Linked DNA regions of Mus musculus: region 2 is linked to region 1. The links are chromatin loops, found by intact Hi-C in ENCODE. Cell type or tissue: left cerebral cortex. All regions are shown on one strand. Links, peaks and the distances in the headings refer to the core of each region. The heading gives the core; the rest is flanking DNA.

Region 1 (15,952 bases), core at 4,417-12,416:
AGCTATTTTCTTTCTCTTCCAGAGTCTGATTACCTCGCTCGTCTCCTCCATGGTAACCTGTGATACTACCCCAACAGAGACACTGGGATGTGCATATCCCTTGAGATTCCTGGTAAACGTCCAGCCCAAACTTTATTCCTCTGTTTGAGACTATGCCAGGCAGACCATAAATGTCACAGCTCCTGGGGATTCCATTGGGTCTCCTTGGTAAGGCTGACAATCTCCATGTATCTAGCTTATGCATCTAAACCTACAAATTACCATGTGGTTATCAAGTTGCTTGTCTTAACTGGAACCAGAAATTTAAGTTTATTAGTGACATGAATTCCACGAAGCTCTTCCAAATGGGACCTTAGCCAAAGGATATTAGTTACTGAAGGGGGCTCATTAGTGGCTGGGCTCATTTCTAAAGTGGCCCAGTGGCATTGTTCCCAAAGAAAAAGGGCCAGTAAGCCCAGATCACTGTTCTGTTGCGGACTGTGTATTTACATATTCACTGTCTACCTTTCACAGGAACAAATCTTTGTCCTCGTTCCCAGCTGAAAGGTGACCTCCGGCGTGAAACTGGATGAGTATCTGCTTGTTTATCTGCAAAAGGGGAGTCATGAGGTCCCTACACCATCACACGCTGTGAGGATGAAATGGAGTTGGCACAAGGCACCTAACTGCAGGCTTACCTATGCTGTTCTTACCATCATCGTATCCAGTAGTAAGATGACTCCCAAGTCACCCTCCCACTCAGGAGAGCTTGCCACCTGCCAATCGCAGGCATCGCCGCGTTTTTCAGCTTTTTTGCAATCAATCTCAGGGACAGCTCCAGTGGACTTTGGCATACACGTGGATCTTCTTCTATTTCCCAACTTTAACTTACTGTCTCATTTCAAGAACTCTCTCCCTTCAGTTCCCCCTCCATAAATGAAGGAAAGGTAAGCAAACAATTTGGACAGACTCCCCCTCCACTTAAGACAGTCATTCTTTCCTTGGTATTTGAAGAAAATTATAATTATTTTAATGTGATACACTTGATAGCAGACAATAAATGAGCCATTAGAGGAAGGACAGCCTGTAACTATTGGCTTGGAGAGTAAATCCTGTAATTGCCAAGTAGCCTACAATGTTAATACAACAAAATTCTCTCTGCTGACTGCTCTTGGACAGATACCACCAGTATTCTCTGATACTTGGTGAAAGGAAGAAGCTAACAAAACCAATATCTTTTTATTTATTTATTTTTCAGGATAAAAGATTGAACCTCAGAAAAACACAATGCCAGAAGACACAATGTTTGGACCTTTTAACTCTGTTTTTACATTTTTATGTTGAGACAGTTTTTTAAAAAAAATTTAATGTATCATCATCGTCGTGTGTGTGTGTGTGTGTGTGTGTGTGTGTGTGTGTGTGTGAGTGATGTGTTGTGGGGGGTCCGTGCATACTTTAGCATGTGTGTGGAGGTCAGAGAACAGTTTTCAGGGTATCAGTTCTCATTCCATGTGGGACCCTGGGATCAAACTCAGGATGTCAGGTTTGCATGGGCCCAGCCACAGGCTTTAATAATTTACCCAGAAGTGCCTTGAACTCACTGTGTAGCCAGGCAGGCTGAGAACTTGGGATCTTTGTGCTTCAGCCTCTTTAGTAGCTAAGATCACCAGCTTGTATATCTGCTCAAATACAACATCCTTTCTCTGAGAAGATGCAGGACTACTGAGTTTGCACGAAAATATACACAGAAGTTACTTCCTCCAGAAACTCGACTTTGACTCCAATCTTACCTACAGCTTTGGTGGCTGCCCACACCCAATAGCCTGTGGTATTAAATGCTCTTCTTATTTCAATGACAATAGTGACTTATGGAAGGGCTTATTTTGACACACAATTCAGGGACACAATCCATCTGGTAGAGAAAGTGTCTTAATTTTCTATTGTTGTAAAGAGGCACCCATGACCAAGGCAACTTATAAAAGAAATTACTTAATGAGGAGCTTGCTTACAGTATCAGAGTAAATCCATAACCATCCCAGGAGGGACCATAGCATTAGGCAGGTAGGCATGACACCGAAACAGTAGCTGAGCTCACTTCTTATTAGACAGAGAGAGAGCTGATTGGGAATGGTGTGACACACCTCCTTTAACAAGGCCACACCTCTTAGTGTTTCCTGATGACTCCAACCATTGTAGACCAAGCATTCAAATCCATCAAGTGTATGTGGGCCATTTTCATCTAAACCACCACAGGAGGCACAGAGTGAGAGTTGAGTCAGCTGGCTTTGCCTTCACAGTCAGACACAGAGAGAGATGAACGCTGATGGTCGTTTCCCTCTTCTCCTTATTCTGTCTTAGCTCATAGAATGGTGCCATTCATATTTAGGCTGAATCTTCCCACCTCAGTTAATCTCATCAAGAAACCCCTCATAGACAATCCTAGAAGCTTGTCTCTAGGTAACTCTAGGTCCTGCCAAGTTGACAGAATTAGGTCCAGGGCACATTGTCAACATGGCCTAGTCCTTATACTGGACTGCAAACTCCTGTGGGGTGGACCCTGAGTAGGAGACTACTGCATTACACTATCTAGCACATTATAGGTATTTGGTAATCATTTACTTGTATTTTGTGTGTACAAGTGTTGTTTCGGGCACCTATGTGCACCACGAGAAGCTCATGTGTGCTTGAGGAGTTCAGAAGAGAGTAGGTGCTGGGAATGGAAGGCGGGCCCTCTGAAAGTGCAACAACTGCTCTGCCATCCCCAAGCTCCCTGGTAGCTTACCTATTACCTCATAGAGCCTGTAGTGCTTCCTCCTGTTTGTCGGAGATGCTGGTTTGGTGATGTGCTCCTTTAATCCCACCATTCAGAAAGAAGACTCACACACATCTCTGAGAATCTGAGGCCAGCACAAAGCATTAGAGTGTTCCAGGCAAGTCAGGGCTACACACTGATACCCTGTGACTCAAAAAGAAGAAGAAGGAGAAGAAGAAGGAAGAAGGAAGAAGGAAGAGGGAAGAGGGAAGAGGGAAGAGGGAAGAGGGAAGAGGGAAGAGGGAAGAAGGAAGAAGGAAGAAGGAAGAAGGAAGAAGGAGGAGGAGGAGGAAGAGGAGAAGAGGGAGAAGAAGAAGAAGAAGAAGAAGAAGAAGAAGAAGAAGAAGAAGAAGAAGAAGAAGAAGAAGAAGAAGAAGATATTTGAGAACCTATAGCATCATAACATGCTCTCATTTGGCGGGGGAGAGCAGGAGGAAAAGATAATAAAAACAAGACAAAAGGAACAAAACAAAAAGCCAGGCCTTTATGTTGTGCTGGAGCCTCTGTTACAAAGAGTTTTGTTGAGCGTCTGTGATCTTGGAAATCTGAAATCTGAGTGGGCACACAGCACCAAGCCACACAGCTGCTTCTTCTCCAGGACACAACATCCAGATGTGACACTTTAGGATCATGAGTCAAGGGATTTTGAATGAGAATTTGTCTCACAAACCCAGAGTGTAGGCTAAGCCACCACCCCTGCTGCTGTTTTAAAAACAGATGTTGTTAGATTATAGTTTTTTTTTTTAAACAAAACCAAACTAGAACAATACTTTATTGTTTCAGCATTTGGGAGACCAGAAGTCTGAAGTGCAGGGTTTGGTGGGATTGGCATTTTCCAGAAGCGCAGAGGAAATCCCTGCTTTGTGCCAGTCTCCTGGTTTCTGGTCACCTCCCATGATCCTTGGCACACAAGGCTCTGCGATCTGCATCCTTTCTCACATGGCTGCCGTTCTTCTTCATGTTTGCCTCTGTTGACTTACAGTTTTTACCTCATTTCAGAACCTCAAAAAGTCGACCTCTAGAGTTGGATGATGTTTCTTCTTGAAATGTATGTCCAAGAAGAAAAGTTGTCTTAAATTTATTTCAACTCTAATTTTAATAACTGTTCTTAAGTGCTTTAACCTCCCTTCTAGCCCATCACCCACCAGAAGTAGTGGAAAAGAAAGGTTATTAGGATAGGGGGTAAGTGAATCTGTTTAGAAATTGTTCTTTGGAGCAAATCTAATCTTCACTGACAGGAAATCAGCAGTTCAGTTCACAGGTCAGCAGCAGCAGCTCCATCCACTCGCAAACACGTCACGAATATACCAGCAGTCCAGTGCGGTAGTGCCGGGATAGCAAACATGAATCAGCAGCGGTGGCACAATCTCGCAGAAACAGCCAGGCCTCTGCTGACCCTGCACAAGTCAGCAGGAGCGACCAAGACCAGCAGAGATGCCAGGGGAAGTTCTCTGCTGTGCCTCTCTCAGTGAAGCGAAGATCAGCAAAGATGCGGGACCAGCGAAGCCTTGCAAAGCATTGCACGCAAGCCCCCATCACTGTTGTGTCCTGTTTATACTCCCTCCAAACATCACGTGTCCTGGTTTGGGTCTTGTCTCACCACACGAGTCTGTCATAGCAAAATTCCATGTGAGTCTGTAACAGCTGACATCACTCAGCCCGAGTCTGAAGAAGTGACAAGAAGTCGCCAGAGCACCACCAGGAGGTTTTTTTTTTTTTTTTTTTTTTTTGGTGCTCTTCTTTTTATGACATCATGACAAGCAGAGCTCAACAGTGCAATGTAAGATGAACCAATGCATGCGCGTCAGAAAAGTCCCTCATCACGAATCCTCTCATGTGTCTGCTTCAGCAAAACATCCTCTCACCTGTGTCTGCTTCAGTGAAACGTTCCTTCACATGTCTGCCCCATCAAAACACCATCGGACACAACTGATTTTCCAAAGAAACCAGAAGTTTCCACATGCTCATTACACTGAGATCCTTAGGGTGGGTCCTAGACTCACACAATTGGTCTTTATAAAAAGGGGAAGTTTGGCCACAGAGATTGGCAGAATAAATGCCTGGAGAACATTGGAGGCACAGGCTGGGGTGGGGCTTGCACAAAACCAGGGCCAAAAAGACCTCTATTGAAGATTCCAGGCACTAGAGAAAGAAGTGTAGAACTGACTTTCCTTCACAGCCTTCGGGAAGCATCAGCCAGAAGGGAGCCTGCATCTTAGATGTTCAAGTTGCCAGGCAATAGATTAGTGTTGCTCATATCACTCCATTCACCTCTGCTTACAGAACTTCTAACAGATATGTGTCTCAATGAAGTTCTCATGCCTCCTAGGAGTACACGTGCATGTTAGCATGCCCTGCTTCCTTCCTTCCTTCCTTCCTTCCTTCCTTCCTTCCTTCCCTTCCTTCCTTTCTTCTTTCCTTTTCTTCCTTTTCTTCCTTTCTTATTTCCCTCCCTCCCTCCCTCACTCCATCTTTCTCTCTCTCTCTCTTTCTTTCTTTCTTTCTTTCTTTCTTTCTTTCTTTCTTTCTTTCTTTCTTTCTTTCTTTCTTTCCTCCTTATGGGTTCTGGAGATCCAACTCAGGTCTTCTTGCTTGCAGGGCAAGTATACTTGACGTTCCTGAGTAATGATGTGGCTTCAGAGTTCAAGTGAAACATGAATTGAAATAAAACATGATTTGAGGGTTGGGAGGCTGGAGAGATGGTTTAGCAGTTAAGAGCATTGGCTGCTTTTTTAGAGGACCAGGGTTCAATTGCCAGCACACACATGACAATTCACAAGTGTCTGTAATTCTAGTTCCAGGGGATCTGACACTCTCAAACAGACACACACGCAGGCAAAGCACCAGTGTTCATAAAAATAAGAATAAATACCCTCGGTTATCATTCCCCAGGTGCTACCCTTTTTCTTTCTTTCTTTCTTTCTTTCTTTCTTTCTTTCTTTCTTTCTTTCTTTCTTCCTTCCTTCCTTCCTTCCTTCCTTCCTTCCCTCCTTCTTCTTCTTCTTCTTCTTCTTCTTCTTCTTCTTCTCTTCTTCTTCTTCTTCTTCTTCTTCTTCTTCCTTTTTTTTTTTTTGAGACAAGGTCTCTAACTAGCCTGAAACTCACCAAATGGGCTAGGCTGGCCAAATAGGCAAACCCTAGCCATTCAGGTGTCTCTGCCTCCCCAGTGCTGAGATTAAAACCATGTACCTAAACCTAGGTGCTAGGACTCTAACTCATGTCTTCTTGTGCTTGCTTGACAAATACTACACTCATGGAACTTCCTAAATCCCCACTTTAAGACAAGGCCTTGCACTGAAGTATTTAGTCTTTTGAATAGCAGGATTACAGGCATGTATCACTATATCTAGTAGGGTCCCTGAAACCTAAAAGCACACAGCCTAATGGAGGAAGAGACTGGTGAGGGATGGGACTCTGTTTCTCTCTCTCTCTCTTGTTTTTCTCTCTCTCTCTGTTTCTCTCTCCCTCCACCCCCCCCCTCTCTCTCTCTCTCACACACACACACACACACACACACACACACACACCACAGCAATCCTGAGGTTGACAGCTGTATAAAGCTGTATAAAGCTACAGCTAGTGCTGCTCAGGGAAGGGTTTATTTATTTGGGAGGGCCCTGAGAAACTTGCCCAGGTCGAAAGGATCTGAATTAGGAATTGAAGTGGTCTAATGTCTAATACTCCTCTATAATTAAAAAAACGAATGCCCCCCAAACCCTCCAAAGGTCACTAACGTGGAGGCGAATCTAGAGACATCTCTGTCTGCATCAGCGCGCAGCCACATTATTAGAAGAAATAACTGCTCACCACATACTCAATTTACTAAGCTCCAAGGAGCTGGAACTGGCTGATATTTCAGAGCCAGGTTGGCAACGTGATTACAGGTACTTTTAAAGCCCCCAGTCCACACATTCTCAATAATTTACATTGCACTGTAAATGGAAGTTGATCCTTGGAGGTGGGGTTGTTGTTGTGCCAAGGAAGTAATTTATGTTGCCCTGAGCTGGAGCTCTCAGTATAAGAAACAGCATTTGCAGGATGGGCAGGTACCACACTCTGTGCAGAGCATTTCCTGTGCCGAAGCAGCTATGGTAGTGAAGGCAGTAGAAACTCAACCCCTGCCTTGAAGCCTAAGACACTGAGCCACTTTCTGACGCCTCTTTCTATCTCGTTACTCTGTTAAAAGCCATCTACACTTGCTGATCTGTTGAAGAGCACAGAAATGAGAGTCTTAACTGTTGTGTTTTATAAAACATAATATAATGCGGCAGGGGCGAGAGGGACAGTCTCGTTGGGCCCGGAGGTGTTCCCCAGAGGAATCACCACCATGTGACGGGCCAAGTGCGAACGGGAAGGGGACCTGGGAAAGGAGGGGGACAAAGAAGGACAAAGAGGGAGGAGAGAGGAAGAGGATGGCCATGAACTTGTGGGGAAGAGAGAGATGGAGAGAGGGAAAAGGGGGAGAGAGAAGAGGGGCGAGAAAGGGAGGGGGAAGAGGGGGAAGGGAAGGGGGAAGGGGAGGGGGAGGGGAGAGTTTGGCTATTAGTACCAAGCAAGCAGCTGCGCAAGCTGTTGCTAGGTAGCTGTTGGGTGGAGCCTAGAGGAATTGCCAAAACTAACCAGGGAGATCCAGACCGTTTTGAAATTGCAGCTCTATTTACTAAACCATCAGGTTGCCTGGGTGACAGGGCGATAAAATAGAGGACACACTGGGGACATGGATGCACTCCATGTAGGTTCACCCTTTGCTTGTTTCAAATTCAAACCTAACTGGGTCTTTGTCTCTGTTTGTTAAACACATCACCAGTAAACTCTACCACATGGCCAGTAAAATGACAGCCTACGGTAGAAAGCTCTGAGCCCAAATCTCTGCCAACAAGTAATAGTATGAGGGTGGGGGGATGTAGCTCAGTGGTGGAATGCCTGCCCAATATGTGTAAAGCCCTGGGTTCTGTCCCCAGCACCAGTGAATCAAGCCCGGTGGCACACACCTCTAATCCCAGCACTCAGGAGGTAGAGGCAGGAAGATTACAAGTTTAGGGTCGTTCTCTGCTACACAAGTTGGAAGCCAGCTTTGGCCATGTAAGACTCTATGTCTCCTCCTCTTCCTCCCCTCCCCTCCTCTCCCCATTCCCCCCTCTTCTATCTCCTCCCCTTCCCTCCCCCTCCACTTCCTTCCTGTCTCTGTCTCTATGTCTTTCTTTCTCTGTCTCCCTGTCTGTTTCTGTCTCTCTGTGTCTCTGTCTCCTTCTCTCTCCCTTCACACACATGACTGCGCAGAGTTAGATCCATGCCCAGCTGGCATGTGTCTCTGTGCTGCAGCCCCAGCCCCAGCATGCACGAGGCCCTGTGATCACCCCAACGCTGTGGTCCTTCTTCATATGCCCTTTAAAAGGTGACTTGCACCAGGATGCTCCTGTGTGGGGGTGATTTCCTCTGTACTTGATTATGTGACCTTTGGTGTGTCTGAGCATTTATCCTGGGCTCTCATTCTTGTATCTAAAGCAAACAAAGATGTCACTGGGCCCTCTTGTTATATGTTGGCACAGTACCAGACAGGGACAAACCATTTGTTGTTTGAAGCAAAGGAAAAACCAGTCACATCAAGCCTGTCTTTACTTAAAAAATTTAAAAAAAACCAAAAAGCAGAATTTGTGTGTATGTATAAATTAATTTTGATTTTCTAAAAGACTGTGTTTAAAAAATCTTGCCAGTTTGGCTTGTTTGACTTTTTTTTCCCCCTGAGAAAGTACTTTACTTTTTATAAACCTCTACTGTGGTCTTCAGTGACTATTAAAAATGTAAGTCTTACATTATTGATGTTTAAATTTAATGCTGTTAAATGTTACTAACTCTCTTCCTTGCAGAGTCCCATTAGAAACAATAACAAGACGTGGCTTACTTTGTCCCAAGAACTGAGGCACACGTTATTAAGAGTTAGATGTTATTGAATCCCTACATTTCTCCATGCTTCTAACCCCCCAAACAACTCCCCCAAGAGCACAGCGAGTAATCAGAAGTGTTGGGGGTTAGAAATTAGAAACTGGGCTTTCGTTAGGTTTGTTTCCTTCTCCCTGTAACCTACAGCACCTTGTTCATACAATATTGAGAATCCCGAATCCAGGGCAGCTAGGAGTGCCTGCCTGCAGTAAACCGGGACGGCCCCTAGGTGTCCTTCTTAACCAATATTGTACGCTCTGAAAGTCCAGACCCAGCCCAACGATTAGAAGAAACCTGGTCCTAGTTAGTCTAGAAGGTTCTGTCCAGATGAAGGGCTTATGCACTGAGCCGGGGCACCTCTCCGTGCCCGGGAAAGGCAGGAAGGACATTATCTGCGTGTGACACCTCACTGCACAGACTTCTCACTCGGAACTGTCCCAGCTGCCCTTGCACAGAGGAGGGTTTGCCTAATGTTAGGTCTCAAAGAAACCCAGGGCAATTGGCTACCTGAGGTGCCTATTAACATATCAAAGCTGACTCTGGCTACCTCTCAGTAGCCTGTGGCTTCTCCCTGAACTTCTCGCCCCTCCCCCTCTCCTTCCCCTAAACCTCTGTAGCCCGCGGATTGGGCTTTCCTTCCCCCAGCCTCTGATCGCTATATAACTCAGCCATTTTAGTTACATGCCCTCTTAGTATCTTGGTTCCTCTCTTGGATCGCTTGCCACTCCTTTCCTCTCTCGCCTCCCATCCCCGACCGTGGCCCAGTTCAGTCTGGACCCTTCCAGATGCCTTTGGCTGTCCTCTCCCTCACACCTACAACAAAACCTTCTCTCCTCAGCCAAACCCTAGGAGTGGTCTTGGCCTCATTTTCCAGTCGCCTAGGAATCTCAGGTCTACAGGACACACTTCCCATACTGAATGGTTTTGTTCTCAGCTCTGTCTAAAATTTTCCCAGGATGCCTGAGAGATAAATTCTTAAAAAAAAAAAAAAAAATTGGCACTTAGAACTCTTTTCCAAATTTAACTGCCTGCCCTCTTGTTTTTTTTTTCCCCCCTCTCTCTAAATCTTTTGCTTGTTTGCTTTCTTATGTGTGCAGAAAAGGCAGTGACTTGTCTTGGAGCCAACAGCATGACCTGACGCAGCATGAGTTAGGGAGGTGCCAGGGTGTCTGATTTAAGGTGGTACTCACTCTTGAATACTCACAGGTATAATTTGCCCTGACCTTGCCGGACAGCTGAGGGGGGAGGAGGAGGTGGAAAACACCCATTCAGGTCTCTAGTGTAGCCTACCTGTCCGTGCACTCTGAACGGAAGGAACTCACACTTCACAAAGGCTGTCTCTGGAACCCCGCCTTAAGTGCCTCTAACTACACACCGGGCACAAGACTAACATCCAAGAGCTTTGGGCTGGGATTAACTGTGGTGGCCTTGCTGTGAGGATTAAATGAGGGGGGAAAATTCTAGGAGCTGGGGGCAGGAATCAACCCTCAGCTGGGATGTTTATTTCAGTACTGTTATTTGAGTGGCTAAATGAATGCACCTCGGGTCTGGGGCTAGGGAGATGACTCAATCGGTAAAGCAACTGCCCCCTGACAGTGAGGAGCTCAGGTTGGATCTTGAAAAGGCAGAGAAGGCCAAGTGACAGAGCTGCACGTCTGTATTCCAGTAGTCGGCTACACATTTGTAATCTAGTGGTCCTACAGTGAGCTGTGAGGCAGAGACAGGAGATTTCCCAGAAGTCCATGGGCCTGCTAACCCAGCATAAAATAGTGCTGGACAAGCAAGAGACTCACTTTCAAATAAGTACTGTGGCAGATGTACTATGACGTGTGCATGCTATCACTCATACACAGGAACACGAACACATACAGAGAGACACAGACAGACAGACAGACAGACAGACACACACACATACACACACGGGTGGGGTAGGGGTGTAAAAAAAAAAAAAACAGCTTTCTAGATCAGGAGCAGCACCTACTAGTTTCCCACACAGGTTACTTTATTCTCGTCAGGTACATGCTGTGCTGCACTGTTTGTGCCCATTACACTGGGCAACTTGTACGGTACCCTGGTGAGTCCTGTAAGAACCCGAGGCCTAGAAGACTAATGCTAGTTCTAGAAACCAGCAAACACTGAGCCTGGGACAGACTCCAAGCCAGATAGTCTGTCTCCAAGACAGCCTGACTTCAAAGCCCACACCTCTAACCACTACTTTATGAAGACAGTGGTGTCTGTCCAGACACCACCATCAACTCCCTGAAAGGCTTCTCCAGTAATTGAAGGGTGCCGGGGATGCCTCTCCCAGCCTGGAGCTCCTGGGATTCCTGATGAGACCTTTTCCATTTCCCGGCTTTTGATCTTTTTAGGATGCCTGTATTTTCTGGGGAAAGGGCAAGCTAGATAATAAGTTCCCCAACAAGTGTGTGTGTGTGTGTGTGTGTGTGTGTGTGTGTGTGTGTGCTGTGTATATTGGGAAGGAGAGACATGGGATGACGTGAGGCTCATTCCCAGCAAGAGAAGCATTTAGGGGTACATCTTGCAAATGCTGCAGCGCATTTTCCTCCATGTTATTTGCAAAGATTATTCTAGCCCACTGGCTGTCCCCTAACCCTTCATGGAGACTCTAAGTCGAACCCTGATGGAGAAACCCAAATCGCCCCTCTTGTGAACTCCCTGCAAGCCTGAAAGTATGTGGACTGGACTTTTCTTCCTGATTGCTGGTTGTGACAGTCACCCTGCTGAGCTGACTCCCAGCCTTTCCTTCTACTTCTTTCCCAGGCTTTTGTTCTTCCTCCTTTTCTGTTTTCGTTTTTCATTTGGTTTCCATTCAAAGCCCTTGCTCTGTCACTGACTGCTTCCTCAGCAGCATCCTGGTCCTCACAGAGCACGTGACGGCAACATCAAGGGCAAAGTTGGGAATTCTAGCTTTAACAGTTACTGTGTGGTCATGGGACCAAAGGTTTGGCAACCTTTCTGAGCCATTCTTCATGGCCTTGTCAGGGCATACAACTTTCCGATAGAGTCACAGGAGAGGGCTAAGTGAATTGACACACAGGACAGTTTGAATGCCGTTGTGAGGGCTTTCTTTTCTGTTGCTCAGACTTCTTTAATACTAGCCTCAGTATTTGGGGAATGACCTCATCCAGCATCAACTCCTCAAAGGGACCTGGGATGTCCCACCAATCTCAGGTAGGATTCGTGCCTTTATTCTCTCTCATCACCCTTGGTCTTTTTTTGCGGGAAATATTAAAAAAAAATTAAAATAAAAGGACCTGTAGACCTGCGCTACTGCTGGCAACTGGTGGGCCACATGGCTCCAGCTGGGTGATCTCAACTTGGTGGTCTGTCTGGAAGGGGCTGGAGCTCCTGCGTTCCCTCTCTACCACTCCAGCCCCACGCAACGACTGTCCAACTCTCGGTCAGCCGCCACACCACTCATCAACCCGGTAAATCAAAACTCTTGAAGCTTATAACCCATCAGATTTATGTATCAATAAATTCTCAATTTATAAGATGCCAATATAATCATTTGAGAACCAATTGATAATGATAAAAGCTTTATCCCAATTATTCTAATGTTATGGTATCATAACTACCCGTGACTGGTTAAAACCACGCTGGTTCATGTCCGCCTCCATCTTGGCCTTCTCTCTCCAGAGATGCTCTCTGTCTCTGCATCTCTTCTCGATGCCTCCCTTTTCCCTGTCCAATCACAGGCATCCTCTGTACTAATGTAACTGAACAGGGAAAATCCTGTGACAGGTCTTCATAGAATTAATACCAAGCCATTCAAAGAGTTGTGCTTCTCCTTCATGGCGCTGAAGGCTTTGGCTAACCAGCCCACTCTTTCCAATTGCCTGGGTCTGTGACTTATGGATATGCAGTTGGCACACTGAGTTTTAGCTAGTGGTTGGGGTGTCTATGTTTTTCCTGAATCACATGTTTCTTGCCTGACTCTCATCAACAATTATTTACTTCTTTTTCTTTTCTTGTTAAGTTTAGGAACACAATGCCCAGGTGTAACCCTGCTTTTAGGTGCTAGGGTTTCTCGAAGGATCCCAGTGGCCATTTGGGGGGCGGGGGGTGGATAGTTTGCTGTGTTTACTCATTGTTCCTGGGCCTCCAAATGTCAGTCAAACTCTCCATTTACTGGGTGAATCCAGTCAAACTCTCCACACACTTCCCTGACACTCCACTGAGGCCTGCACAGCCGTAGCTGCCACTCACAGACCTCTTAACCTTGGGTCCTCTGTGTATGACCAGCATTGAAGAAAATGACCTGAAAATCCAAAGTTGGGTCAACTCCTACTGTTCCAGCCCCAGGTCACTGTTCTTGTCAAGGATGCTGGTACTTGAAAGCAAAAGGAATGGAGAAATGTTGTGTGTGTGTGTGTGTGTGTGTGTGTGTGTGTGTGTGTGTGTTTGCATGCTAAGAGCAATGTCTGATAAGAATCACAAAAGCAGGACTCCCATTTTCTCCTGCCAGGAAGATAGACTCATATTGACTCCATGAAGAAGGAAGGGGGGGTGATTTAAAGACGTTTTGTGGTGGGCTAAGATTCTACTTGGAGTCTAATCGCAGATCAGACTCATCCTTTGTGAATGTCCAGATGTGCCGAGCTGACTTTCAAGGTGGCTCTTCAGCAACCGTATAAAGAGCAGGCCATATTTCATATCACTCTTCTGCCCCTGAGTCATCAAAACTGGGGAAGGATCAATACATAGTTTCAGTGCTACTAATCAATATTTATTTCATTCTGTTTATGGGTGCTTGTAACAAGTATGTATGCACTGGAGCCAAGAGATTTTATTAACCAGAACAGTTTGAAAAAATGAATTTGATCCATGGGTGAACTCATTCAGCCATTAATAATTAAGTCTAGTGAGAAGCCCGCCGAGATTTGGTAACACCCTAGTTACAGGTTATCTTAACCTGTGCTTGCACACAGGCTGACTTTGATTTTTGTCATTGGAAAATGCAAATTAGTCATATTCATTATGAGCTGGGCTTAGAATATAGCATACAGTTTTCACCAATCCACTGAAGATCTCCTTCCACCCCAAGTATGTTTTTTCTTTCTTTTTTTTCTTCTCTTTTTCTTTCTCTCTTTCTTCCTATCTTTCTTTCCTTCTCTTCCTTCCTTTCTCTTTCTTTTCTTTCTTTCCTTCCTTCCTTCCTTCCTTTCTGCCTTTCTCTTTCTTTCTTTCTTTCTTTCTTTCTTTCTTTCTTTCTTTCTTTCTTTTTCTTTCTTTCTTTCCTTCCTTCCTTCCTTCCTTCCTTCTTTCTTTCTTCCTTCCTTCCTTTCTTTCTTTTTCTTTCTTTCAGGGTCTCACTGGTCTTCAATTTGGAATTCTCTTGCTATATGCCCTAGGGGCTGAAATTATAGATATAGGCTACTATATTGGACACCTAAAGAAAATTTCATATGGGATTTTTAATAATTTTGTGTGTGAAGCAAAGAGTTGTGGTCTGGAGTGTTTCATTTGTGGCTTTGGGTTGGTGTTCAAAAAGCTGGTTCTGGAGAGGTGGGGAGACTGGAGGGATGGGTCAGTGGTTAAGAACACTTGCTGCTCTTGCATGTGACCTGGTTTTAGGTCCCAGCAACCACATCGGGTAGTCACAACAGCTTATAACTCCAATGCCAGGAATTTGATGCCCTATTCTGGCCTCCAAAGACCTGTATGTAAGTAGTATAGATATACATATATATGTGTATGTATATAAAAATAATTATATATAGACACTCAGGTGCACACACACATATCCATAAAGCAATGAAATAAGTCTTTTTAAAACAGTTTTCGGTTTTAGTCCATTCTGGATTTTTGTGTTGTAAACACTTTCAGTAGCTTAGGACATAGAATTTGGCCAGTGAGGATGTATTTCTTAACTTTCTCCAGTACTTAGGTACCTTATTGTAACATAGAGATACTCAGTGCACCTAACCAGCCTGTGGGGAGGAAATGAGGAGCTGAGCAAACCAGCCTGGCTTCTGTCCAACTAGCAGTGAGAAAGCCCAAGCAGCCTCTTTCTACACCAGGGTAGCACCTGACTGGGGTTGAAAGGAAGGCAGAGCAGAAGACAAGACCTGGGCAAGCAGAGGAGGGATAATAAGGTTAAAACAGAGGAGACAGGGAGCTGCCAACTATATTTATGTAGCCCAAGTTGACCTCAAACTCACTGTGTAGTTGAAGGTGCCCTTGAGTTCCTTCCTGTTTCTCTTGCCTCTACTTCCCAGGGCTGGGATTACAGGTACATCCCACCACCACACTCAGTTGAAGCGCATTGCTGGGGATGGAATCTAAGACTGTTTATGCTAGGCAAGTACTCGACCAACTGAGGCCTGCTCTGGCGCTCTGAGTGTTTGAAAGGGGAGGTAAATGTCTTGTTACCTACAGGGTTAGTCTGTACCACGAAGTGTTTTCTCTCTCCAGTAATGCACAGCTTCAATGCACTTTAAGATTATAAAGGATGACTTACCTTATTAAGAAGCATGGATGAAGCGGGCAGTGGTGGTGCACACCTTTAACCCCAGCATTGGGGAGGCAGAGGCAGCCAGATCTGAGTTTTAGGCCAGCCTGCTCTTGGTGCGGGGTGAGGGGGAGAAGCAGAGATGAGACAGAGATAGATCCAGATCTTCCAGGGCTACACAGAAAAACCCTAACTTAAAAAAAAAAATGGACGCATGAAGCATCTCCTTTGATGTTTAACTCCAGGTCAATGCTACTGGGCATAATAGTCTGAAAACTCCTGTGCAGGAAGTCGACAAGGTGTATAGAAATGGAGTCAGTACTCAGACACTGACTCAACTGAGGTGGTGTTTGTTTTTGAGACAAGTCTCATTATTTTCCCCAGGCTGGTCTCCTGGCAAAGCCTCTGCAGTTGTAAAGACTGCAGGCATGCACCACCATGCCAGGGGTGGAATAGCTTTACATCTGCCAATGCTAACAATTAATACTAGTATATGTTTCCAGATCTCTATTAATCAGCTAGTAATTTGTGTTTTGGGATTAATTTTCTCATAATAATTCAGTTTATTTCACCTTACAAGTCTATAGCTTCACAATATATTGGAAAATTTAAAAACATGTATTTTACCATTGACAGTTTGAGGAGCACCATAGCACAGTATAATAGAAACTTAATAAAGTCATGATCCCAATTCTGAAAACTCAATATTAGGGAACTTTAGGAGGCAGAGCCTAGCCGGAGGAAGC
Region 2 (15,952 bases), core at 3,997-11,996, 120 kb after region 1:
TCTTTTTAGTGTGGGGGTTGGGTAGGGTCTCACTACATAGCTCTGTGTGGACCAATTTGGCCTTGAAACTCACAGAGCTCTGCCAGCCTCTGCCTCCCTAGTGCAGGAATTGAAGTCATGCATTGCCGCTCCCTGCTCCCACCCCCTGTTTAAGTAATAATGAGTATTTGGCATAAACATGACAGAGGTATTCACAGGTCGTGTGATGAGAACTGACACCCTAACCTCACCCACGCTGTCCTGAGAGAGCTCTCTGTGGAAGAGGTTAGGCACCATTTTAAACCACAGAGCTAGCCCAGGCCCAAAGTAGCCCTCACACTGAAACCTCGCCTCAGAAAAGAGGTTACGATCAAAGGTTACGGTCAAAACATACTAAGGTTTGCAATGTGTTTTCTCACACTGCAAACTGCACCTGCAGATGAGAGCTAGCAAACAGAAACATCCCATCATGGGCAGTGTTTAATATAGCCATACAGGAAGTGGGGATGTGTCAAAAAGACTGCTAGGGTAGATTTTCTTTCTTTTTCTTCTTCTTTTCCAAAGGAAACCGGTTTCATTTTTCTTGATGTTTAATTGGAATTTAAAATGTCAGAAGAAACATTAAGAAACCCACTGAGCATCTCTAGAGATAAACAGCCATACACCAATACAGCCCACCACAGGCTTCAAGAGGATCCTGCTGGTTGAACACGCTTTTACATGTTCTCGGGTCCAGCCATGGCTGAGTTTGGTTTGCGCACGGGCACTTCAAAACTGAAGCCTAAAGAACCTGCTTTCCAATGCTGGAGAGATGCCCAGTGGTTAAGAGCTCTGACTGCTCTTCTAGAGGATGTGGGTTCAATTCCCAGCACCCACATGGAAGCTTACAACTGTCTGTAACTCCAGGATCCAACACCCTCACGCAGACATGCATACAGGCAAAACATCAATGCACATAAAATTAAAAAAAAAAAAACCTTAAAAACGTAGAAAGAACTTGCTTTCTGCTGGCTGTGCTGGCACACGCTTGTAATCCTACCATGCAGGAGGCTGAGGCAGGATTATAAATTGGAGGCCAGCCTGGGCTACATAATCAGACCTTGTCTTAAATAAACAAACACTAGCTCTAATTTCCTTTTGTTTTGTGATAGGGTATCTGGAATCACAAATTAATCTCAAACTGATTGCATAGCTGAGCAGGACCTTGAGCTTCCAATTCTCCTGCCTCTACCTCTCTAGTGTACAGTTACATTCCTGTGCTCCCAAGCCTGGTTTGTGCAGTGCAGTGCAGTGTCTCGGGCCCAGTGTACACCAGCTCAGCACTCAATCAACAGATCTACTTATCCTAAGCCCATGCTAGCTTTCTATAAGGAGACAACTGATCTTTATTTAACGCCTAAAATATTAGAGGAAATCTATGGGCATTTGATTTTAAAAATTAGACTGGCAGTGAAATTCTTCTTTCTACAAAAACTATTATTAATCTTTTTAAAGAATAATTTTAGTGCTGAGAGTGGTAGTGTACACCTTTAATCCCAGCAGAGGCAAATAGATCTCTGTGAATTAAAGGCCAGCCTGGTTTACATAACAAATTCCAGGCCAGCCAGGGCTATATAGTGAGATTCTATGTCAAAAGGAAGCAAAATCATATATCTGTATCTATACACACACACACACACACACACATGAGTATATATATATACACATGTACTCATATTCATTCTTTGGCAATTGTACATATGTATGTAATCTATCTAGATAATATCCATCTTCAACTATTCCCTTTCACTTCTCTGGACGTTCCTCAACACCTCTCAACACCTCTCTTTTCCATACTTAGGTCCTTTCCCCCTCTTTTTTTCTAAAACCCACCAAGTTCAGTTAGTGCTGTCTACTGGGTGTTGACTGGTCCCCTGGCCTCATCTTAACTTATGTGACCATAGCTTTAGGGAGTTTATGAGTGCAATGGCCATACCATGTCCAGAAGACAGCATATCACAGCGCCCCTCCCCATCCTTCAGCTCCTACAGTCTTTCTGCCATGTATCCTGAGTCTTCCTGTAGTTTATACCAGCATCCCATTTAGTGTTGAGCATCAATAGTCAGCTATAGGACTTGGTAATTAACAGTTGCCTACTACACAAAGACACATCTCCAAACAAGATGAGAGCAGAATTAATCTCTCTCATTCATCCTTTGATGACATCTATAATTATAGTTGACCAGAGTTAGGTAAATGTTATCAACAATCCCTAGAAAGTATAAATTATGGCAAGTGTAAATGCCTAGATACTGTCCTGTATTTTTTTCTCTAGAAAACACTACATTATTGTTTATATCTTTCCTAAGATATCTCATGAAGCCCAGGCCAGTCTTGAATTCACTGTAGATCAGAGGCTGGTCTTGAACTCTTGAACCTCCTGCTTCCATGTCTCAGGTACTATGGTTACAGACACATACCATCGCACCCGGCCATTTTTGTTATCTCTTGACTTCTTAGGAATTAAGAAATGTTGCTCATCAGCTCCTCGTATTTACTTCCTGAATAGTCACCAGCAGTTCACTGAATGAATGCCTGAGTGGTGTTAAATTGTGCATACGCACGTTTGCTTTGCGGTAAACAACAATGAAAAATCTTTATCTCTTTTCCAGACTCTCCTAGATATGCAAAGTCAGAAATGAGGTATTTCTTTCAACAAAGTTAAAGGTCACCAGCAGCATATTCACAATTCATACGGGCAATGATATTTACAGAGCCATTGGTGCTACCCAGCATTCTAAATGGTTGGTATATTACTGAGCTAAAGCTGGTGACTATGAACCTATTTTCATATCAGCATGCAGAGCTCCAGCTACTATATTCAATCTTATAGTCATATTTCTGATAATGAAATATGTAAACAGTGTGGCTTTGTATTTGCAAATCAGAGCTCTCTATTCTGGCTCATTCTGTCCTCTGTGGAAGGAAAAAAAAAAAAACAAGGCAAGGGAAGCTCTCTGGCAAAGATGAAGAAGCTGGGGAATTGCTGTAAGAGTAAGTTAACACATCGTGAGTGAGGAATGTGCCCTGCACACTGTGAAGGGAAGCCCACTGGCTCTTAGATGTAGCAGTGAGCAATGAGATCTAGCTGTCAACCCCACTGACTCATGTTTGCCAATCAATAAACCCACCTACAAATCCACAGCTGAAGCTATGTGCTCACAGAACTTATTTACTGCTGTGGCCATGGTTCAGGTGATATTCCTTATGTCAATTGTCCTTAAATAACAAAACACTTTAAGGAATTACTTATGACTGGATGGCAGACAGACGCTCCATCCTGTGAACAAACACGCTATTGTGTAAGTTGTCTTTTGACTGTTGCATACTCATTACATAGAAAATACCCATCCTAAATTCCTATCAATTGTTTTTAAAAAATAATTATGTGGACAACAGTCTCATACACATTCATACGTAATAGTCCATATTATGTTTTATAAAAACTGTAAATTTTAGCTGGGCATGGTGACTCATGCCTGTGATCCTAGTATTTGGGGGACGGAGGCAGGTAAGCTGCTCTGTATTTGAGAAGAGTCTGGGATATATGGTAAGATCCCATTTCTCTTTCTTTCTTTCTTTCTGTCTGTCTGTCTGTCTGTCTTTTTTATTTTGGGTTTTTTTTTTTTTTTTTTTTTTTGAGACAGGGTTTCTTTGTATAGTCCTGGCTGTCCTGGAACTCACTTTGTAGACCAGGCTGGCCTCGAACTCAGAAATCCGCCTGCCTCTGCCTCCCAAGTGCTGGGATTAAAGGCGTGCGCCACCACCTCCCGGCAAGATCCCATTTCTAAATAACAGTATTCTAACTTCTCTGAGAAGGCATAAGAAACGTCCCATTGAGAGAGGAGGACCTGCAACTGACAGGCTACAGAGGGACAGACCGAAAAGAGTTCTGCTCCACAACACTCTTCAAGCAGAGTTTAGTGTATAAAGCAGAAGAGAAATACTATCAGTTTAAAACGGCAGGCTTTACATTCTTGTTTTTATTTTTCTTGGCTTTAATAAGTAGCAGCACAAACAAGACAGAGAAAGCCATTCTGTTGGAGCGTGATCAGCTAGGCAGTGATGTCACCCAGGGTGACTGTGTTTCTCCACACAGGAGGGGACAACAAGTGTGGCTGCAGGCTACGTTTCCTGCTTCGTAAATGCTGCATTTGGGTATAAGTGTTGACTCAGCAGCCAACAATTAGGGAATTCTGAACCCCAAAAGAGAGGGTGATAGTAAAGTTTTGGTGGTGGTGACATTTGAGTGTTTTCATAGAAGTAGCCAAAGATTCTGCTTTGACAATGTCAGCTACCAGATGAGACGGAGCAATAGAGATAGAATGTGTTCTCTTCTGTGAAAACGTCCATCCTCGCCCCCCAAAACAAATCTCAACAGTTTTCAAAACACTTGAGAATTTGGCAACATAAACAGTGAGCCTGGAACAAACCAAGTCTCATAGTGTCCCTACTTACTGCTGAGGCTTCCAGACTCTGAGCATGACGGAGCACAGCAGACACCTTGAGCTGAGTTGGAGTTGGAAGATTGAAGAACTGAACTGAAAAGACTCTGTAGAACAGAGCCCCGAGGGAAGCAAGATGGGGCTTGGGGGTACTGGGCAGACTAGCAACCACCCTGCATGAAGGATTACCTGAAGGTGGAAGCTCATGAAAGGCTGGAAGTGAACAGTGCTTGGTCCTCATTCAGGATGGGAAATGGTACATGATGCCTTAAGGCAGACTAGGAAACCTTTGAATTCCGGGTACCCAGAAGCAGACCCAGGAGTCTTGCCCAGGTGATGGGAAACAGTTAGTTGACAGTAGAGTGAGCTCTGTTCTGGGCTTGCCTACCAAATCATAAAAACAAGTCTGGAAAAAAGCAAACTGCATCCTAATAACTAGACTGCACCCAGAAACAAATACGAAGAATATTTATGTGTGGATAAAAGCAAGTAGCGTTCAAAAAGATAAAATTAGTAATATCTAGGGGGTTGGTGAGATGACTCAGAGGTAAGAGCACTGGCTGCTCTTCCAGAGGATCTGGGTTCCATTCCCAGCACCCAAATCAGGCACATCAAATTTTAAAACTTTTAAGAAGATACAACAAGCAATTGCTTAACAGGCAATCACATGTCATCAGGCTGGCAAAACATGGCTAGAAGGAAAAATGACGTCAACCCAAGACCACCCAGAACTGAGGCATAAATTAGTCTATGTGGCCAAGGATAGGAAAATACCTATCACTATTACATTTTGTATGGTCTGAAGTTAAGTAGTCACATATACCTGTACAACATCTCTTTTTAAAAAATCCTTCTTATAATAAATGCTCAAACACCCCCCGAGGATACAACAACAGAAACGACATGAGGTAATATGCATACACACACATACACACACATGTATGCACGCACACACATATGCACGTACACACACATGCACTTGTACACATGAACACATGCCAACCCTCATACATGCGTACAAACATAGACTGCCCCCCCACCACATATGCACACAGACATGCACACATGGGAAAAATATACAACAACAAACATGCAACCAAAATAAACCAAAACAGAATACCTCAACCCTAAATGAAAACAAAGAAACAACTTAAGCCTTAGAGTCACTTCTAATGGCCTGGTACCAGCTCCTGAGACTATGGCCACAAACCCAGGTGGGGTAACATGACTGAATGTGGAGTTTGTGAGAGAAAAAAAATCTGGCAACAGTAAAAGGTTTCTGAATATGCCACAACCAAAGCCTGATTCACAGTCAGCTGTGTGAGGAACCAGATGTTTCAGGCGGTGCTTGCCTGTGTTGCCTCTCTCCACATCACTGCAGGCTCAGTTCTGAACACACAGCATGCATACTTTGCCCTGTGCACAGCTTACATAAGAACATGCCAGCTAGCAATGCCTGAAACCAGACAACCCACAGTTACCTACGCTGAGTGTTAGGTACTGGAGTGTTTTGAATGTGCGTGCAAGCTTTTCTCCACTTGCAGAAGTATAATGATTTCATTATGAAGAACAAAGAATGGTGCTACCTCCCTACCACGATGTCTCAGCATGGAAGTACCAAATTAGTGTCTCTTTGGATTGCAGTGTATCAGAACACTTGATTTTAAACATGGCTGTTTGGGTAGGTGGCTTGAGTTTCATGGAGTTTCACTTGGGATTAGGACCAAATTTCCAACAATTTCTCAAATGTCCTTGAAACACAACACTTCTGCTACATCTGCATTTCACAGTTGTATGAAAAAGTGTTCTTAGCACTGACAATTATAACACCAAAATGTTAGTTAACTATGAAAAATTTTGAAGATTTCCTACATCCTATAATAACCAACCTTCAGCCAAGATTGAATTCTATATATAAAAATAAACACATCCATTTCAGTAGTATGAACATTTACTTTTAGCTTTAAAAAAATGGTAAGATGTGTGCATATATCAAAAAATTGTTTTAAAATGAATCTCTATATGATTTGTTACCAATAATTTTGATACCTATTTTATATACCTAGATGTCTGGAGTCACATAAAAAAAGAGGTCACAAGGAGATTACTGATCACCCAGCTCAGCCAAATTGTTGAGTCCCAGGTCCTAGTGAGAATCTGTCTCAGAATACAAGATGGACAGACAGTTCCTGAGGAAAGACATCCAAGGTTGTCTGATCTGTACCGGCACATGCACACACATGCACTGGCACACATATGACCCACATACGTGTAAGCATACACAAATACCTCGCAAATACCACACCCCCCACATACACACCCCTTTCTAAATCTAATATAAAGAATAAACCTAGAAACCCAAAACACTTAAGTCACAAGAAACACGAAGAAAGCTGTATCACGGTATTGATACACATAATCAAACTGTCTCAAGTGGAAACTTGGAAAAACAGCTGGAGAAAAAGACACTTCACACACTGAGCCACAAAGACTTGGTGTGGCGGCAGATACCCCATCAGCAACAACATAAGAAAAATCATAATGAATCATTATTTTTGTAGAAATGAAAAAACTGCCAATGTATGCTTTTATATCCTATGGACTAACATTCAAAAACTGAAGACAAAGGCCAGCCAGTGCTTTCAGAAAGAAGCTTGGAAGGATAAGTCACCAGCAGACTCACATGGTATGGGGAATGTTACCCAGTGTCTTTCAGGTGGAAGAAAAGTTAAGTCAGGCAGAAAAGAGTGAATGAAGACAAAACAGAAATGGGGGCCCCAGTGATAACCATGCTTTTATAGTGTTTAAATATCTTTGAAGGTGATCAAAACTTCACACAGAAGTAGTGATGTCCCCAGTATCTGCAGCAGAGCCAAAAGTGAGGCATGATGGGAACTGTCTACACGGAGAAACGGAAGGAGCTCACAGGATGTGTGCAATGCTGGGGCTTCCCTGAGACAGATGTGGTTCGCTGAAGATGTATACCGTCAACTCAAAAGCAATCATGAAGACAGCAAACCAAAGAGAGTTCATCCAACCAGGGCGGTAAAGTGAGGTCATAAAACACTCAGTGAAAGGCCGGCGAGATGCTAAATCCCTTGCCGCGCAAGCACTAATCCTCAGAGCTCATGGGAAGCCAGGCACAGTCTGTGTGTAATTCCAGTGCTCACGGGGGATAGGAGACAGTGCTAGGAGACTAAAGAGCCAGGCAGTCTGGCAGACACAGTATGTGAGCACGGTCTCGGACAGGTGGTAGGTGAGGATCATCTCCCAAGGTTGTCCTTGAACTTCCACACATGTGCATTGGCAGGGATGTATAGTTACTCACATATGTACATATACATACATCACACACACACACACACACACACACACACAAATTCAACAGAAATAAAAAAACATAGGAAGGTGCCACACCTGCACCAGGGCTGTCAGTAGTCATAGCATATATAACTAGCATAAATACTCCAGTGAAGAGACAGAGTATGAAGGCCAGCGCTGACTCGAGCCTGAGGGTCTTGAGTTTTCTGTTACTCATGTAAAAGAGAGAACGGACTCCACCCCTGAAAGCTTCCTTCTGATCTCCCTATGTGTGCCTTAGAGTGTGCAGCCCTGCACCGTGACACACACAATACAAATAAATAAAGATTAAAAAAAAAATAGCCTGGGCTGCATAACAACAGTCTTTCCCCAAACCCAGCCAGCTCCCTCCCCAAGGCCCACACTAAGGCCATACAGAAGCAAATGAAACCAAACCAAACTAGGCAGGCATTTCAACTTAGCTGCTGTATCACTTCAATCCCGACCCTCTCTCTCTCTCTCTTTTTTTTCTGAAATGTTTAACTGATGTTTGTAAAAGTAACTCGTCCTTGAGGGACAGAAACAAAACAGAGGAAAACAACCTCAGCTGGCCCACGACTAAAGAGAACCGACCTGCTGCTGAAAGTGGTCAGTCGAGCTCAGCTGCCAGCTCTGTTTCCTTGGAGCTAAGGTGGGAGTGGCCTTAGGGACTGGCAGGCTGGACGGGAACTGGGATTGCTTTTTTTTTTTTTAAGTATGGTGAATGCTAAAACGAGGAGGCTTCCTGCACTCTGAAGGGATCCATCTTTCTGTCTTTCTTGCTCATACCGTGGGGAGCCTCCCTTGGCTACCTTTGAAGCAGTGACTTAGTGGAGGTGTAATTATCCCGCTTCACCATCCGGCATCTGAAGAAGGGCCCAGGAGGGGAGGGCTGAGGAGAGTGCCTGGGGAGGGGAGAGGGGTTGGGATGGGGTGGGTTGAGGAGAGGGCCTGTTGAGGAGTGGGTTGGGGGGAGGGGTTGCGGAGGGGTAGGTTGGGGAGCTGATATTGAGGAGAGAGACTGTATTCTTTCCCAAGTTAGGATGTAAAAGGGCAGGCAAGACCATGTCACAGTCTCCGGGGAGACATCCCACGAACACACAAACAAGTGTCTTACCTTGTGTACACAGGCCTTTGCGTTCAGGAAAAACAGCTCCACGGTGTTCTTATCCTTTAGGAAGGATATGCTCTCGATGTAGAACCTGAAAGACAGTGTACGGAGTTCAATCCTTCAGACTTGACTTCCAGCTCTTGGCATGATTTCATTTCCTCAAAGACAGCGTTAAGGAGCCACATGGTCCTGCTTTGGTTTTTATGTCGCACACCACCTCAGTGCTCCCACACACCTACCTGCAGATGAAGTCGCCTACAGAGCATTAACTGTGTGTAGGCCGTGAGTTAAAGTGAGATTCAGCATGGGGTCCACCTGCAAACACTGTGTGTGTGTGTGTGTGTGTGCTCTCCCCCACACACAACTCATTCCGTGAACACACAAGCCCGGTGAAGAGCCCAGAGCAAGCAGGCCATGTCATCTGAATGTCAAGGCATCCTGCTGGTCCAGCAGTGACCAGCGTTGGGGTTGGTGGGGGACTCCAGGCCTTACCCCATCTCACACAGAGTTACAGTTAGGCCGGCTCTTTCCCTTTCTTTGCGGAGCTAGGGTTTCCCTTGGCTGGAAGCCAAGCTCCCCTTAGCTGTTAGTTTTGCTCTTTTCTCATGCAAATCAGGGCACAACAGGCCTCATTCCCCTTGCCCTTTTTAAGATTTTCCTTGTACAGTGTGTGAGCCAACACAGATTCTAAGTTCCCTTTTAGCTGGGGGTGGGGGGATGGGGGTGGGGGGGGAGGGTGGTTCTGACAGCTTTGAGATGGGAAGGGAGGAAGGCATCGAACCTTCCTCAACAACACACAGTGCTAAAAGCTGTCTAGGGAGGACTGGGGCTCTGCGCTGAGCACAGGTAAACCTGAGCCCTGGCATTTTTTTGAGTTCTAGAATCTTCTTGTTAAATTATACAGGAGGGACATAATGTCCTAGGGCAACTCACACAGCTGGGGTCCTCAAAAGGAACTTGCTCTCAAACCAGTGAGAATGGAAACACAAGAGGACTGTGGTAGGGGAATGATCTCCTCAGGCCATAGGGAAGTCACATGGGGAAGTCACATGGGGAAGTCACATGGGGCTTGGGCATTTTGTTACTTTTTTCCTTTCTTGTTAATGAAATATGTGAGCCACTAATGCAGCTGAAAAGGCTGTAAAAGAAGTTGTCACCGAAATGTTAAGATGGTTTGGAAAATGGCACCTCTGTGTGTTGCCTTGTCAGGCCGAGGCTCCAGGAGGAGAATAAATCTGGGATATTTGTACTTAAAAGGGTTTAGCTCACTGCTAAGTGAGATTAATGGAGGCTGGGAGACTTGGTTTTTGAAAAGTGTGAGGGCAGGAAAGGAAATGAGGAGTTATGGGAAAACAGGCTTTTGAATAAGAAAAATCTAGACTGTCATCTCTGTTTATTAACATGAACAGAGGTGTGTAGTCTTGTGTCTTTATCAAGGTAAGTGTCATGGCTGAACTTATAACTTTGGAGAGTTGAAGTTAGATATTAAGTGTGAACTATTTTCTTTTTAATCTTATGATTGCTAAGAAAATCTCTCCCCTGTCCTTCTGATTCATGGATGGCACTGGTTTTCAACCTTCCTAATGCTGTGGCCCTTTAATACAGCTCCTCATGTTCTGGTGACCCCCAGCCACAAAGTTACTTCCATTGCCACCTCATAACTGTAATTTTGCTGCTGTTATGAATCATAATAGAAATATCAGATATGAAGAGGGTCTTAGGCGACCCCTGTAAAAGAGTCATTTGATCCCAGAGGGTTGCAATCCACAGGTTAAGAATAGCTGCTGTATAGCAGGAATAAAGTGACATGTGCCATCTGATCTACATAGATCCTTTTGTATCAGGGGGAGCTACTGATACTTTACTCGGAGGGCTCTCCTGTGATCACAAGACATTACACAACAAATGGGGTGGCCAGTACAATGCCTAGGTATGGTAAGTGTTAGCATTCTGTCTAAAGTCCACCCCTACTGTTACCTGGCAATAACCAGGTATGCTCCTCCCCACAGTCTTTGACTCTATAAAGATAACCCAAGGAGGTTTCCAGTAAGAGACTGGAGGGGCAGCATCAGGATCCTGGCTGTTGATCTGCCTCCCGCCATATGCTGGGCTATGCTCAGAATTCTCATGTATTCTCCCGTTTAACCGTCACAGGCTCAGGTCTGTTATCATCCTTTCATGGGAATAGCCACGGAAAGTCAGAGCTCTGCTTGAAGAATAGGCTACATCTGACTTGGCCTCTTTCGACTCTATTGAGAATACTGTTAACTTCTTTCTGGCTGCCTCTCCAGCTGCTGCTGGGTGAGCAGTTGTACAGGAAGCTAAGCCCTCAGGAACCGCAGCTATCTCATTTATGTTAATAAACTTATTGAGAAACAAGACTGGTGTCATCATTAGTGTACTAACATGTATGAACATATGTTTTCTCTCTGCCTTCAAAACAGCAAAGCCAGCACTTCTGGGCAGCAGCGAGCAGGTGATAGATCTTGAGCTAAAGTGTACAGTTGGAGCTGCCTAGAAGGGAGAAGCTCCCCCAGAGAAGAGATCTCCTAGCCCAGAATCCCCTGCCATACCAAAGACTCCCAAACCTACCTTCCATTCCAAGAGTCTCTATTTCTATCCCTCCTTTACCTTTTAAAATCACACTCTGTATTCAATAGAATATCTCCTGTCCAAAAGATTCATTTTGTACATTGTTGAGAGTACAGCGATGAAAACAGAACATTCATTGTCAACCATCAGCCAGCCAGACATGAATTTATTTATGACTAGAAATTATACCTTTACCAGACACTGAATACCTGATTGGCAACAAACATTGAGAAAGATAACGGGGAAGTTAGGGGCAGTAATGACGGTATTGATAAGGACAGTATTGATAACCATTTACCTAGAGTGCTCTAGGAGCTGGCCACTGGGTAGGAATTCCCCATATTGTTTTTATCTCCACTTTTTAGGTTGAAGAGAACTAGAGAACGTACTTGCCAAACAGAAACATTCAGATCTGTAGAATTGGCTACTGAGTGACAACCTACTTGGCTCAAAAGGATCAACTATATCACACCATTCTCATCCAAAGACACTGAAGATGAACAGGTTTCCCTTCAGAGACCACCCGTCATAAAGGAGAAGCAGCATACACAGCCATAACACAACACGCTGATTACTCTCATTCAGGCATTCTGTCACTCTGGACTACTGCAGTGACTACCTCTCACAGAATAGAACTGTACAAAAACCATAAGCGCAATGGACTTTCACTCTGATGAGGTCATAACAATTCTTTCACCCTATTTAAAATCCAATTCTCATTCAGATTTTCTCTCTCTCGCCAGCACTTTCTTCTTAAATTCTGTATCTGAATCAATAACACTGAATTGATCTGCAAGGAAAATCACATGTGCGAAGCCAGAAGGCTGCTGGTTGGATATGAATTGGTGAGGTTGAGCAGGGGACTATCCTTGGAGGATGGGAGAATATACTCTGATGTGTAGGTGTGTGGCCCATGCTAGACCAGGCCAGTGTTTTCACTGTGGTATTTAACACGGGTAGAGTGATAAAGATGTCTGGATCTTAGTTTGTCTGCCAGTATCAATCTAGTGCATGGCTCTGTCCTCAAGTTCCTGCTCTCCAGACCCTCTCTGAAGCCAGGTTTCCTCCGAGGGCTTTGTTCATTTTCCTGCAATGATGTTTCTATGTTAGCTGCAATTGGAACTTGTTTGTTGGCAACCAAGGGACCAGATTACGTGCTAGATGCAATATGTGTTCTTCTACAGATAGCAGAATTTCCTCCCTCTCTCTCTCTCTCTCTCTCTCTCTCTCTCTCTCTCTCTCTCTCTCTCTCTCTCTCTCTCCCACACACACACACACACTCATCAGTAAAACCAGATACAGTAGGAAGCAAATTCTGACTATTCTTTGTAGAGGGATGAAGAACAAAGATGCAATGTTCTTCTTCTCTCTTGTTCACAGAGTCTAATAGACTTCCTAGTGTATGTCCCAAACAAATATAATTCTTTCCTATAGTAACAACCTCAATGAAATACACCACGAGCACATTATCATGGGAGCCTACAAGAGAGATGCCATTAACTCAGCTGATAAATAAAAGGGAGAATGCTGCCAAAATGAAATCCATCGGCTAAGCGCCACAGGAGAGGGGACAATTGAGCTGACTCTTAAAGAATGTATGAGGTCAGCAGGTGACAGTGGCTGGAAGGTCACATCAGGCAGAAGACATATCAGCCTGAGCAGTTCTCTTGCCAGGCTTTGAGAGATGAAGGACCTGCATTGCTGGTGGCCTAGCAGCAAATCGATCTGTAGCTCTTCCAGCTGTGAATAGATCCCTCCATACCGATCGCAGGGCTCATCCCTCATGCGCAGGCCCCTGACTGTATCCTACTTCCAGAGAACAGGTCCCTATCCTGTTTCTCACCAGCCTCTGCCAATGCTCCCTGGATAGGGCTTCTGCCTGGGCATCCGATTACAGCTCTCTGAATCCACCATCCTGCCAAGGGAATCTCTGTGACAACTTCGGGTGTGTGTGTGTGTGTGTGGGGTATGAAAAGCACAGGTGATCTTCAGGGATAATGACCCTCTAGACTCACTCATGAACACCTATTGCTTCAGCTTCTTTTAAAACAGATAGTGTTCATTCTCTGTAGGTTTACTGTGAGGAATCTCACCGTGAGTCCTTTAATCTGATGGCCAGGCTACATGTTCGGCTTCAGGACCAACCCAGGCACTTTGAATAGGTATCTATCTCTCTGGAGACAAGCCACAGACATGAGGAAGGATAATTTCTTCGGAAGAAGAATTGCTTGGGGGAGCTCTTGTCCTCAATTTTTCATGTTCTTTCGACACATTCTCACCTTCCTCGTGGCTTGCTCGTATTCTAGATTCTGGAACTCTAGAACATGACATCTAAATGCCATGACAAAGACAGACTACAGTTGGAGGAAGATGGCCTGCTGATCAGATAGCAAGATGGTATATGGAAGAGAACAGGGTGTGGAAAGGTGGCTCAGTTGGTAAAGAGCTTGTCCTCTTAGTTCAAGCTCTGGGATCTATGTAAAATGTTGGGTATGGTGGCACTCACTTCACACAGGTGGATCCCTGGCGCTTGCTGGCCAGACAGCCTAGCCTATTCATTGAGCTCCAAGCCACTGATACCCTGTCTTAAAAACCAAGATGGACATCACCCGAGGAGTGACATCTGAGGTTGACTTTTGACCTCCATATGAATATATGTAAGAACATACGCATACACACACACACACACACACACACACACACACACACACACACACATCACTTGTGTTCCTTGGGTGGGTTCTCCTTTGAACAGTTACTAATGTTTGGGCAACCACCATTTATGTGTCATAGTATTTATCCATAGACGTCAAAGCAATGCTGTGGGGCTTGGTGACACTTGTCTGTATCTCAAAGCCTGCAGAGGGCCTGGTCATCAGTCTGGGTCCCAGTGTCTCTCTTCCCTTGGGACAAACATGGTGGGCAGCACACACTTTATGGCATAGAATGTATGGCACTAGTAATTATTAATATATTGCTATTGTAGCCAGGCAGCCCTGAGATTCCTATGTAGCCTAGGTAAGCTTCCACCTTCACCTCTTAAGGCTCCATGTGAAACAGACCGGGAAAATATGTCTACACAAATGGCGCCTGGTCAGCTGTGACTTACGTTCTCCTCAAGTGAGTGTGTTTACTTTCTTAACTAAGGTCTTAGCGGAGTTTGTGTGACAATCTTCTCAAGAGGTGACATGGGCCAGAATCACACAATCATTTTGTAGTTAGAACAATACTCAGCTGATACCTGGCAAGAGCTGGGCCCAGAGCAACACAGCCCACTGTAGTTTCTCTAGGCTGCTGTGGATGATGGTAAGAACTTACTTCTGGCTGCGGAGATGGCACACTCAGCCAAGTGCTTCCTGTCTTCTTGCCCCCACTAGCTAGCACATACAGGTGCATCCACCTACCCACAGGCACCTACACCTATGAATATATACATACATCAGAGAGAGAGAGAGAGAGAGAGAGAGAGAGAGAGAGAGAGAGCCATAGATAGATAGGTAGGTTGGTTGGTAGATGGATAGATAGATGGATAGATGGATAGATAGAGAGCTCACAGTAACCACATGCCTCAGAAGCCTTTCGTCAGATGTTGAGCCACATTCTGAACAGGGAGATCAATTCCTATTTATTACTTGTAATGACCCTACAGTGCAGACTTGATCTCCTTCACCATGCAAGCTAAAGGCTGAGTTGTAATTTGTTTAAAAGCATCTCTCTGTCTCCAAGCACCTCTCTCTCTCTCCTCTCTCTCTCTCCTGCCCCACAGTAATAGTAATAGTATGGAAGGAGGTCCCCCGTGCTCCCTTTCACTGCTGTGAGGGGAGCAGTCTTGGAGAACTCCCAAGAGAAGCATTCTTTGCTTCTCCTATGCACTCAGGGCCAGAATTGCACTTCCTCCTCCCTGCATTTCCAGACCGGCTAGTGGAGCCAGACAGGACACCCTGTAGCTGCCCTCAAAGGAGACTGAGGTTTCCAAATGCTCTAGAACGGCCGGTGACCTTGTATGAAGAGTGCAAGGTCCTGGCTGTGACCTGCTTGGGACAGGGGCGAGCATTCTTAAGGATGGTTTATTAAGTGCTTGTCTCTTCAAAGAAGGATCCTACCAACCTCCTGAGGGCAAACAGAGGCTAAGGCTTTGCAAGGAACTGGGATAGCAGGGGAGGCATGCCTGGTGGGGAGAGGGCAGCTGGGTGTGGTGACTAATGAAGATAAATGCTCAGGTCCTCCACCCTGAGCAGATGGGGCTAGGTCAGACCCAAGCCAGACGTCTCAAATCTTCCACAGTGAAAGGCTGTATATCACCCAATGGGCTGTTTTACCCACTCGGCACATGGAGACAGACTCTGGGATTTAAAACGTACAAGTACCTAACATGCATCGGCAGCCTCCATCACTGTTAGCATGCGATGCTCCAACAGACCCCAACACTAGACTAGCAGTACCTGTT

What was found. A loop is a pair of places that touch in the nucleus more often than their neighbours do. Peaks named below come from ENCODE experiments on the same cell type or tissue, not always from the same donor. Only the 100,000 strongest peaks of a DNase experiment are listed, where the experiment ranks them.
Region 2: it touches region 1 in a loop (2.1-fold over the local background); 2 of 42 quality-filtered maps call a loop at or near these places.

What each region holds. Positions count from the first base shown.
Region 1 is chr6:97,269,141-97,285,092 of GRCm38, forward strand. It overlaps Gm32191 (a long non-coding RNA gene), which reads left to right. Exons shown (of 4, transcript XR_869294.2): 2 at 23-207; 3 at 514-926; 4 at 1,238-1,312. Among named protein-coding and RNA genes, the nearest start is that of Gm32191, 24 kb to the left of the region's middle. In left cerebral cortex, for the core only: a CTCF peak has its summit at 8,956; DNase peaks (open chromatin) are centred at 7,487 and 8,968; H3K4me3 peaks cover 360 bases.
Region 2 is chr6:97,387,274-97,403,225 of GRCm38, forward strand. It overlaps Frmd4b (FERM domain containing 4B), which reads right to left. Exons shown (of 23, transcript NM_001346637.1): 5 at 8,920-9,004. Among named protein-coding and RNA genes, the nearest start is that of Frmd4b, 93 kb to the right of the region's middle. In left cerebral cortex, for the core only: no CTCF peak of the experiment used is centred there; DNase peaks (open chromatin) are centred at 5,849, 8,426 and 9,486; H3K27ac peaks cover 1,446 bases.